Regions from separate parts of the Mus musculus genome. Here region 1 is linked to region 2. Evidence: chromatin loops called from intact Hi-C (ENCODE). Cell type or tissue: left cerebral cortex. All regions are shown on one strand.

Evidence for each region. Peaks named below come from ENCODE experiments on the same cell type or tissue, not always from the same donor. Only the 100,000 strongest peaks of a DNase experiment are listed, where the experiment ranks them.
Region 1: a loop joins it to region 2, with 3 times the contacts of the local background. A loop is called at or near these places in 3 of 42 quality-filtered maps.

What each region holds. Positions count from the first base shown.
Region 1 is chr13:69,822,313-69,827,312 of GRCm38, forward strand. No RefSeq gene overlaps it. Among named protein-coding and RNA genes, the nearest start is that of Med10, 15 kb to the left of the region's middle. In left cerebral cortex, no CTCF peak of the experiment used is centred here; a DNase peak (open chromatin) is centred at 1,896.
Region 2 is chr13:70,580,432-70,585,431 of GRCm38, forward strand. No RefSeq gene overlaps it. Among named protein-coding and RNA genes, the nearest start is that of Gm36267, 8.6 kb to the left of the region's middle. In left cerebral cortex, CTCF peaks have their summits at 1,301 and 2,313 (motif pointing left); DNase peaks (open chromatin) are centred at 887, 1,236, 2,286 and 4,281.

The DNA.
Region 1 (5,000 bases), 760 kb before region 2:
CTGCCACATTGTTGGTCTTCTCAGGTTCAGCTGAGCCCCTTCTCCATCCCTTCTGTGTGCAGGTGCCTCCTCAGCACTTGGTCCTCTTGCTTCTGCCCCAGTTGTGCATTGGTCCTTTTGCTCCTGCAGTTGATTCCTGGGGATTTCCCGATCATCTCACTTCCTGATGCCTCCCTCCCTCCCTGACCAGCAGTTAAGGTGGCTTCGTACTGTGTGAGGACAGGAGGACTCCTCTGCAGGGAGCCATGTCCAGGTCTGAGGTGTGTTTGGGGATGGTACTCTCAACCTGACTTGGGCAAAGGCTGTTTATGACAGATTCAGGAGCAGTGTCTGTGAAGGTTTGGGGGAGTGAAAAGCTTCATGCGGGGGCTTGAGGAGAAACACAGTGGGGGTCAACAGGCCTGAGGACTGGAATGCCGAATGCCTAGTCTGTGCTGTGGCTGGTCCGTCTCACAAGGTTGACGGGAGATTTCAGGGCAAGCTGCCTAGCACGATAGTTTATGTCTCAGTGAATGAGGTAGAGAACAGTCAGAGAAGACTCCCCATGCCAGCCTCAGTCTCCACACAATCAACATACGTGGACATCAACCTGCACACTCATGCACCTATACACATGTGAGCATGCGTGCGCGCATGTGCACACATGCACGCGCGTGCGAACACACACACACACACACACACACACACACACACACACACACACATGTACAACACACATACACACATGGAAATGAAAAGAAACACAGCAGGTGCCCAGCCTAGGGTCTTCCACATGCATTGTGTTCACGCAGCAGCCCATGGCTCACGGAGTGCAAGGGAGGGCAGAGGTATTCTGTCCTCCAGGCCTCCTCCTGGTAGCAGAAACAGACAGACTTTGGCCAGTCTCTACCTTTCCAGGCTGCCTTCACCTTTGTTTGTGCCAATCATAGCCCTAAGTCAGGAGCACAGATGCTGCCCGAGGCAAGGTACAATCAGACAGAAAGCAAGCAGGGTGTGGGCCTTCTGAGTCTGGGGCAGGGGAATACCTTGGAGGTATAACATTGCAAAGAGCTTCCTGACTCCTTGGGCTGGTGAGTGGGGAAAGCCAGAGGCTAGCCCACAGTGTTTCAGTGGGCTTTCCAGAGTTGGACCTGGTAAACTTCCCTCTCTTTTCTTCAGCCACTGTGTCTTGCTGAACACCCTTCCTTGCTGTTTGAAGTGTCTTCTTCCTCTTCCTTAGGGATGGACTCTGGCTGTATAACCCCCTGTCCACTCCACCCCTGTCAGCATCTGCAGTCTCACACTGTCTCATGCCTTCTCTCTAAGCTCTTTTGTCTATGTCCTTTTCCTCTCCCAACCTCTTTTGTGTGCCCTTTCCAGAGACCTCCTGGGGACTAAAAATGGAGGAGACTCTCCCTTCCACCCTCCCTCCTCACCCCATTGCTCCACCCTTAACCCCCTCCCCCAAGTACTAGGGGAGATATATATCTTAAGGTGGGCCGTGGGCAAGCAGTTCGTGCGGTGCTGTTTATTAATCCGTGGTTATGCAGGTAGGAGCATCAATGTCCCAAAGAGACATTAACGCAGCATCCACCCCTTCCATCCAAAGCAGCAGCTGGGGCCCAGAGTGGAACTGAGTTATAATACAGAGGCACAAAGCAAGACGCAGGGTGACTTCTGTGTCCACTGCTGTCTGGCTGCTCTGTGTCGGGAGCATGAGCGAAGGCGGAAGGCTACTGTTCCGACGTGCACCCTACCCTGCTGTGAAAGCTAATTGCGTTGCAGGAGTAAACGGCGACTGGCTGTTCTCACCGCTCTTATTAATAACCATTTATTAGCTGTCCACAGTAAGCAGCCAAGGTCTGAGTCAGCACATGGAGCTGAGCCTCCTATTTATCCAGCACGGTTTTCAGGGCATCGATCTGAGCCTGTTTTTTATTGTTCCTCTTGTTGAGTTTATGTAGACCAGTGTTTGTACAAATGCTATTTATACACCAGGCAGAGACAGATTGCGCTGAAGAGAATTCCGTTCCACACGTCCTCTTTGCACGTGAAGGGCATTCAGGACGCAGTGTTCCAGACCCCAGACCCATTCTTCCCTCACTATGCGTGCCTCCAGGAGACCAGCAGTGCTGGAGGCATCCTTCCAGGTTCCTGTTGATGAGCACACAGAAGGAACAGTGTTATGCTCAGCAGTCAGCACTTTTTCACTTCCGATGTCTTTAGAATAAATAAGACAGATTCAGGTGTCCAGCCATACCTGGGGTTTAGTCTTCCTCACAGAGCCTCTGGCTTTGCTTTGGGAAACAGTGCTGAGGGTCATCTTCTCCCAGTGTGTGTGTGTGTGTGTGTGTGGTGGTGTGTGTGTGGTGGGTGGTGTGTGTGTGTGTGGTGTGTAGTGTGTATGTGTGTGTGTGTGGTGTGTATGTGTATGTGTGGTGTGTGTGGTGTGTATGTGTATGTGTGGTGTGTGTGTATGTGTGTGTGTGTGTGTGCTGTGTGTGTATTTGTGTAAGTGGTGTGTGTCTGTGTGGTATGTGTGTTTGTGTGTGCGTGTGTCTGTGGTGTGATGTGTATGTGCGTGTGGTGTGTATGTGTTTGTGCATGTGGTGTGTGTGTCTGTGTGGTATGTGTGTTTGTGTGTGTGTATGGTGTGTATGTGTGTGTTATGTGTATGTGTTTTATGTGTGTGTGTGTGTATGTGTGTGTGTGCATGTGTGTGTATCAGAACACATACAACCTTGGCTGTCATCTGATTCCTCAGGGACGTTTACTTTGTTTTTTTAGATCACTGGCCTAGAACTTTCCAAGCAGTCTAGACTGTGCTTCTGTGGTATCTGAAGGTCTTTGCTGGGCCAGGCCTTCTTCCTCTGGGCACCTCACATTTATTAAGTGGCACAAACTTCATCATACTTCAGAATAGGCTGATTTTTACAGAAACGCAGATACTTTGTAATTCAGATCTGAAATTCAAGCTCACGAGGCCAATGGGCAGCACCCAGGAAATGCGGCCATGAGATGTTATGCTATCGTTGGGATTGACTCGACAGCCATCATAAGCTCCTATGTGCATGCCATTGGCTGAGGGATGCTTTTCCCTGCTACACATACCCAGCTTCCCAGAATGAGATCCACATTGGTGTCATGGACTCCCCAAGGCCCTAATGAAAAACTGCTCTGGAAGTTGCCAAGGTGACATGGTTTCCTTGGCTAAACCCCAGGAATCATCCATTCTACACATATATCACCAGTCCAGGGTTTGGAGAAAACCTTGGGACTATGCTGACTGATTGGCTGGCCCCACGACTATGTGACCTTAGGCAGGGAAGAGAGTCCTGGCTTCATCTGATACTTGCACATGTAGAAGCCGACACTACTGTCTCCTCTTGCTGCACTGGTGGCCCTGTTATCTGCAACACTGCCCTGCTTCTCTGAAGGTAGAGCAGAGAGTATCTGCTTCTGTGAGGAGAGTGACAGCTCAGGCATCGTCTGTGGTCAAGACTCTCTGGGAGGGCATGGCATAACCCTGAGCCCACCAACTCAAGTGATTGACAGACGTTAATGAGCACAGTGCTGAGTGTTTGCTGAGTCTGTGCGACTTTGGGAAGGAAGCCCTTGATATTTACCGGGGAATGCCCTCTCATTAATCCTGTGAAATGAAACCTGGCTGAGGCAGCACAGAGGGAGCCCGCTCTCAGTTCCCTTTGGACCAGTGTTTACTTCTGATCTCACATGCTCCCTGTCCACCCTGGCTGCTGTTATCAGAATTCCAGCCACAAAAGGGAAAATACTTCGTTCTGGGCAACCAAATCTCAAACATGGAGAGCATTGTTTCTGAAGCGTGGTGGCTGCTTCTCACAGTGGGGGATATTATTGTTAGAATACATTTTGTGACCATAAAAATGTCGTTTATTATTAAATAGTTTGCAAGAGTATTTTACAGCAGAGAGTTGGTTTCCACATTCGTTGGTTCATGGATTTGGTGTGTATAATGAGTTTGAAGCTGCGTGTATGGCCAGTATCCCACACGTAGCTGTGACATGTGTAAGAAAAATATATTTTCTTTCTCCTACTACTTAAAGCAGAAAGGTTAAGACCGTGACTTACAGATTAGAGATGAATGTTAGCGTGACAGGCTCTCCTTCATACTTTCCTACAGTGTTGCTGTGTTTAACTCTGTCCAATGTTTTCACATATATATTTTCTGCTTCCTGTTTCTCACATCATTTTGTGCATTGATAACTAATTAATAATACAGTCATATAAAGTATGCATGCCAGACAGATGAAGGTTCACGAGCTATCTATAGGGTCTGGGCTACATAAGCCACTGAAAGTCTGAGTTATCCCTTGGCATAAAGCAGACTGTACCTTTGAGGTCCTGCGACTGTTTTCTGGCCTTTCACTCCTTCACTGTGGGGTGGCTACTGAGACCTGCCCTTTGTATGTAACACTTGGGATTCAAATTCACCAGTGTCCTTCACCTCCAGGAGATGAGCTCTGAAGATTCCCACAATGCCAGCTACCAGGGAAGGGGTCCACTTGCCCAGTCCCCTTTCTCTGGCTGCCTATCTGGTGAATCTGTTGTTTTGGATAAATCTCATGAGTGAGTGTTCAAAAGCAAAGGAATTCCTTAGTCTTGGTGCTGATCATGTATGTGGCTTTCTGACTCTGGGAGGATCTTGTTGGAGGACCTTATGACAAGGTGGCTGCCTTATATGTTAGCTCCTAGATGCAAGGTTAGAGAAACTCAGCAAAGAGCTTCCACCAAAGACAAGCTAGCCCTAAGAGGAAATGAGGGGTGCATATAGCTACAGGAACGTGAAGTGTCGGAGGAGGCTTAAATCCAAAAGCATGGGTACTTTCATTTTATAAGAAACTTAGAGCTTGGTTCTCTTGAGCTCATCAGCAGGCCTGGGCTGAGGTCTCAGACAGCTAGACCCTAGCCCTCAGGTTTCCCCATAGCACCACTCTGGTCTCTTTTCCAGAGGAGGGAGAAACTTTGTGCTCCTGGCATTTGGG
Region 2 (5,000 bases):
CTCCCTCTGTGGTCACCCCTTCCCTGTCCTTTCTCACCTCTAAGAAACTCCTTTACTTTCTGCCAGTTCACCTATGCAGGGCACAATTACCATCTGGTACTCAGTGTTGCATGGAATCTCGGTGGGAATCCCTCCTCCTCTGCCTGTCAGTCCTGCTGTCAACCATGTTGTTCATACCACCACATGGCCATGTTAACTGTGCACATTCAGACTCAGGGTAAGAGATGAGGCCCAACGTGTTAGCTGAGGAGCCTCTCCATCACCAGGTCTGCTGTGCAGAACAGAAGGGGCAGTGCTAGTCCATTTTCAGGCCACTCCTCCATCACAGCGGGAGAAAAATGAAGTGTTGACATGATTTCTACGCAATCTGTATTGAAGGATCTGTAAGTGTTAAGATGAATGCAGATGGCTATTATTTACCTATCTATCTCTTTAGCAGTGCTGAGGACATGCCCTGGGCCTTGTGAATGAATGCCAGGCCAATCTCCACCAATGAGTCACGTTGCTAGAAAAGTAAGACTAAATTTAAAAAATGTATCATTTCTACAAACTCTATTATCCACATTCAACTTCAAATAATTCAAACAATAAAAATCTCCACCTTGATTTCTAATTTGAAACTAATTACTGAGAAGAAATAATTATCTCAGATGACTAGACATTGTTATTTAACTATTGCTTGGGATCTTGTGAGTGAATCTTTGATTGACTAAATCTGTGTGAGACTGAGTTAATTTAGAAGCAACGTGCTGACTCACTTCTGAAATTACACAGGGATCCTGCGAGATGAGGTATCATCTATTTTGAGATGGAAGTCATCTTCTGTAGGGGAAGGACACACCTCAGGAGTGGCACACATGGTGGGGTTCTGAGCAGAATGCATCAAAAGGGTGATTTCTGTATTGACAGACAGACATTGTCTGTGTCCCGTCTCTCACTCCTCTAGCTCATATGCTACAGTGATGTTTCACACAGCTGGGCTGTGTGCAGGACCTAAGACAAGCAAACAGACCATGCTCTTGTCTTTATGGAACCAATTTGCTTCCTGTGGTCAGCCCAAATCCACTTACCTGGGCAGAATAAATAGCATCTTTCTGTCTCCAGAAGATGGAGGAGCCAGCTGCCAAGCAAGCCACAAGCCTCTCCACACCTGTTCGCCTAGCCTTGTTCAGTTACCTGAAATGCCCAGATGTGGGCCCTGGAAACACATCTTGCCTTTGGTGAACAGGTTGTGAGGCCCAGAAAGCGAGCTCTGCAGCAAGTGCCTTTTAAGAGACTCTGCTGCCACCAAGTTGTAGTCTGCTCACGCCTCAGGCTCTAGAAGCAGGTGTAGGACAACAATCTGCCCTGAGGAAGACAGAGGGGTTGTATTACTTGGTTAGAAGAGAGTTTGCATTCTCTCTCCTGCAGCGAAGTTGAGAGGGTCATTGAACTACAGCCTGAAGCAACTTCAATAGTTAATGAGGTGTGCTGTGATACTCTGTATGAACCGGACCCTGGCTCACCCTCACTCACAGTCAACAGACACAAACCAAAGTTAAGGCAAAGCAAAGCAACCTAAACTTTCCCATTCTGGTAGGATACTTGCTAGTTCTGTGAGATGCCACAATGTCAGACTCTCCCTGTGCAATGGGACAATGACTATTCCTTCAGGACTTTGTATTCCTTCTGAGTGTTAAGGCTCACACGATGTTTTGAATGACAATTATTAAAGACTATTGACAGCCTTGTGAGGCAGCTCATACCCTTAGTCCGCTGAGGAGGCACAGAAGGAATGAGTAGGAGACCAACCTGGACTACACAGTGACTTCAAGCACAGCCTGGGCTACAGAGTGGGACTATGTCTCAAAAACTATTGTGGTTGACCTGTCTTGCTACGACTTTGCTACATACGAGCATGAGGTCAGAGGCCTGTCTCCAACTCATTCTGCACCTGAACCATCCAAGCCACTGTCTGTGAGAATTCCAAGGAAGCCACACTGTAACCATGCTTAAAGAGACATCTAAAGTCTCAATGCTACCTCTGAGGTCCCTCCCTGGATCCTTAGAGGCCTGGTCATATCTGCTTTACTTCTGAAGAAATTCTTCACATCATCTACACCTGGCCACAGCAGTGGACTCTTTCCTAACATGGGAAAGGCTCTGGGTTTGACCCCCAACACAGCAAACAGATGCATAAGAGATAGGGGAAGGAGGACGACAATGGAGGTAGATTGTCTGAAGGACCTTTTGTTTCCTAATGTGTTCTCAGTGGTGGCCTCCAGACCAAGGTGCAGAGTGCCCCCTGCTGGGAAGTCTAGGTTGCCAAGGCAGATTTTCCACTAAAAAGGCTTGTAGGAACTACCAATAACAATGCAAAACTAAAGAAAATAAAAGCCTTGGGTGGCCAGGCACCGGGATCTCTGTCTTGAGGGTTCTGTCTACACAAAGTCTTTATATGTCTACACAAAGTCCTTTCTGTGCAAGAGCTCAGCCATACTGTAGAGTTTGAATGAACAGGACATGACGTAGAACTTGTGAAAAACTGAAATACTGCCAGATGGATTGGTTTTTTTTTTTTTGCTTTTGTTTTTGTTTTCTTGAGTGCCTTTAAAGGAGGTATACTTTTAAAGGGGGTACGCATTTAAAGGGGATAGGCTTTTAAGAGGGTGTGCCTTTAAAGGGTGTGTGCCTTTACAGGGATGTGCCTTTAAAGGGGGATACACATGTAAAGAGCTGGAGGAAACGTGAAAGAGGGATTGCTTTCTGGATTTTTATCTTGCTTAATTTCCCATGCCTCACCAAGGTTCCTCTTTAAAAGTGAGTTGCCAGACTTAAGTTTAGGGGTTGCATTGCAGGTGTTATCAACTGAGGGAACAGTTGTCTAGTTGGACCAAGGCCCACTCAATAGGTAGGAATCCATCCATGCCTGGCTCTGTGCAGCTAGCCAACCCATAGCTGGAGAGGCCAGAGCTGAGAGGAGAGCCACTATTGCTGCTTCCTAAGCCAACATGTCTTTTATCTGTTCTGCATCTGTCCAGGTGAGTGACACTCTCACCGTTAATTAAGGAAGTAACGGAGACTCTTAGAGAGGCGCACACCAGTTAAAATGCAGAGAATAAGGCACTGTGTGTTGGGGGTGGTGAAGGAGAGGGAGGCTGCAAGTGCTATATAAAATCCTAAAAGGGATAATAAAACTTAAAGTTACACAAAATCATAGCAAGACCCAGAAATTTTATTTTTCTCATTATCAAACAAGTGTCACAAACAGAGAAATATGACTCTGGACCATGGCTGATGTGATGAGGGTTGAACTCCATTCTCTACAAATGCAAAACGAAAGGGCCAGGAAGGAGGGCCCTATAGGTTTCCTTAGTAGATTTATGACATGCCTGTTGGGCACATTCTGAGTGGATACTGTTTGCTTAAGCCACACTTCACCATCTCTATTCTGCAGTGGATACACAGCAACCACCTCAGAGGTGGCTCTGCAGCCAGCATCAAACACTTGCTTCTTCTGCAAACTTGCCTCCTAGCATCTCATAAGGAATGTGTTTGCATTTCAAAGTACCAGCAGCTGGACCCAATTCTAATTTGAGGGTTTGCTTACTATTTTAGATTTAATTTTTAAGGTATCCCCATGTATGAGAAAGTGTGGCGTGAGTGTAAACTGTACAATGTTTGGGATAAGTCAGACACATACCCTGTCATCATTGGTAGTCAGTTACGTGCTGAGCAGCAGCACCCCACAGACTCTCCTCTCTGCCCATCATCACTTTACTCTCAGCTTATATAAGCAGCTTTTCTATGCCCCACAGGACATCATGGAACTTGGTTTTTCTGCACCTAAGTTCACTTAACACAACATCCAGTTTTATCCAGTCACAGCAACACGATTCTTTGAGCATACATCCTATTCTCTCATATGCATATAGTTTCTTTGCACATCAGCTGATCAGCTGGTGGATGCTTGGGCTTGTTTGTAGCTCCTGGTCACCGTAAATGGAACTGTGGACCAGAGGGTGCAGCTGTCTTTGCAATAGGCTGATTCCATTTTTATTTGGGGGAGGGGGGGCATATTCCCCAGGAATGGTCTCAAGCTTTAAGAACATCCTTACCGGAATGTTGATTTCAAGCCACACTCATTACCCTATCATCCGGTTTCACTGGCAATAGACACATATATTGGGATGGAGTGAGAGACAGCTTCCTTTGACTTTGACCTACATTTTTCTGGCGATTAGTAGTGACCATTTTATCGTGTATCTATCAGACATTCCCACACCTTCTGAGAGACATCTGTTTGGGCGGCTTGCCCATTTTTAATGGGTGTAATGATTAATCTTGATTGTCCATTTGATGGGATTCAGAGTCACCATGGAGACCGATCTCTAGGCGTGTCTATGTGGGATATAGATTAATGAGGTCAGCTGAGATGCTAAGACCCACTCTATGTACGGTTGGCACCATTTCCATGAGCTGGGGGCTCAGAATGAATAAGGAGTTATGAGCTAATCATATGCCTTCAGCAACCTTTGCTTACTGGTTGTGCATGCAATGTGGCCAGATACTTCACCCTCCTGCCGCTATGCCTTCCCCACCACAGTGGACGGTGCCCCTTTGGATTGCCGTAGAAATATCCCCCCTCTCCCAAGTTGCTTCATATCTAGTGTTTATCTTAGCAACGAGAAAAGAAACTCTTTACTTGGATGCCACCTTCTTACTTCCTTGCATGCTCTTCATATTTAGCCGGGATTGATGCACTTGTAGGTGAGGCCTTCCATTCTGTAGGTCATTTCTTCAGGCTGTGTCATTGCTACATAGTTGACTTTGATGTGATCCCTATTATAAGTTATTGTGTTTTGCTTGCCTATGTTTTTGAGATCTGATAAGAAAAAAAAAAGCCAGCAATCTCCCCAAAACCCATCTATTCCAGTGTCCTGAAGTGTTTTCTAGTTTTCATTGACTAGTTTGTTTTATGATTTTCCATCTGTTTTATTTTTCTAACTAGTAAACATAAA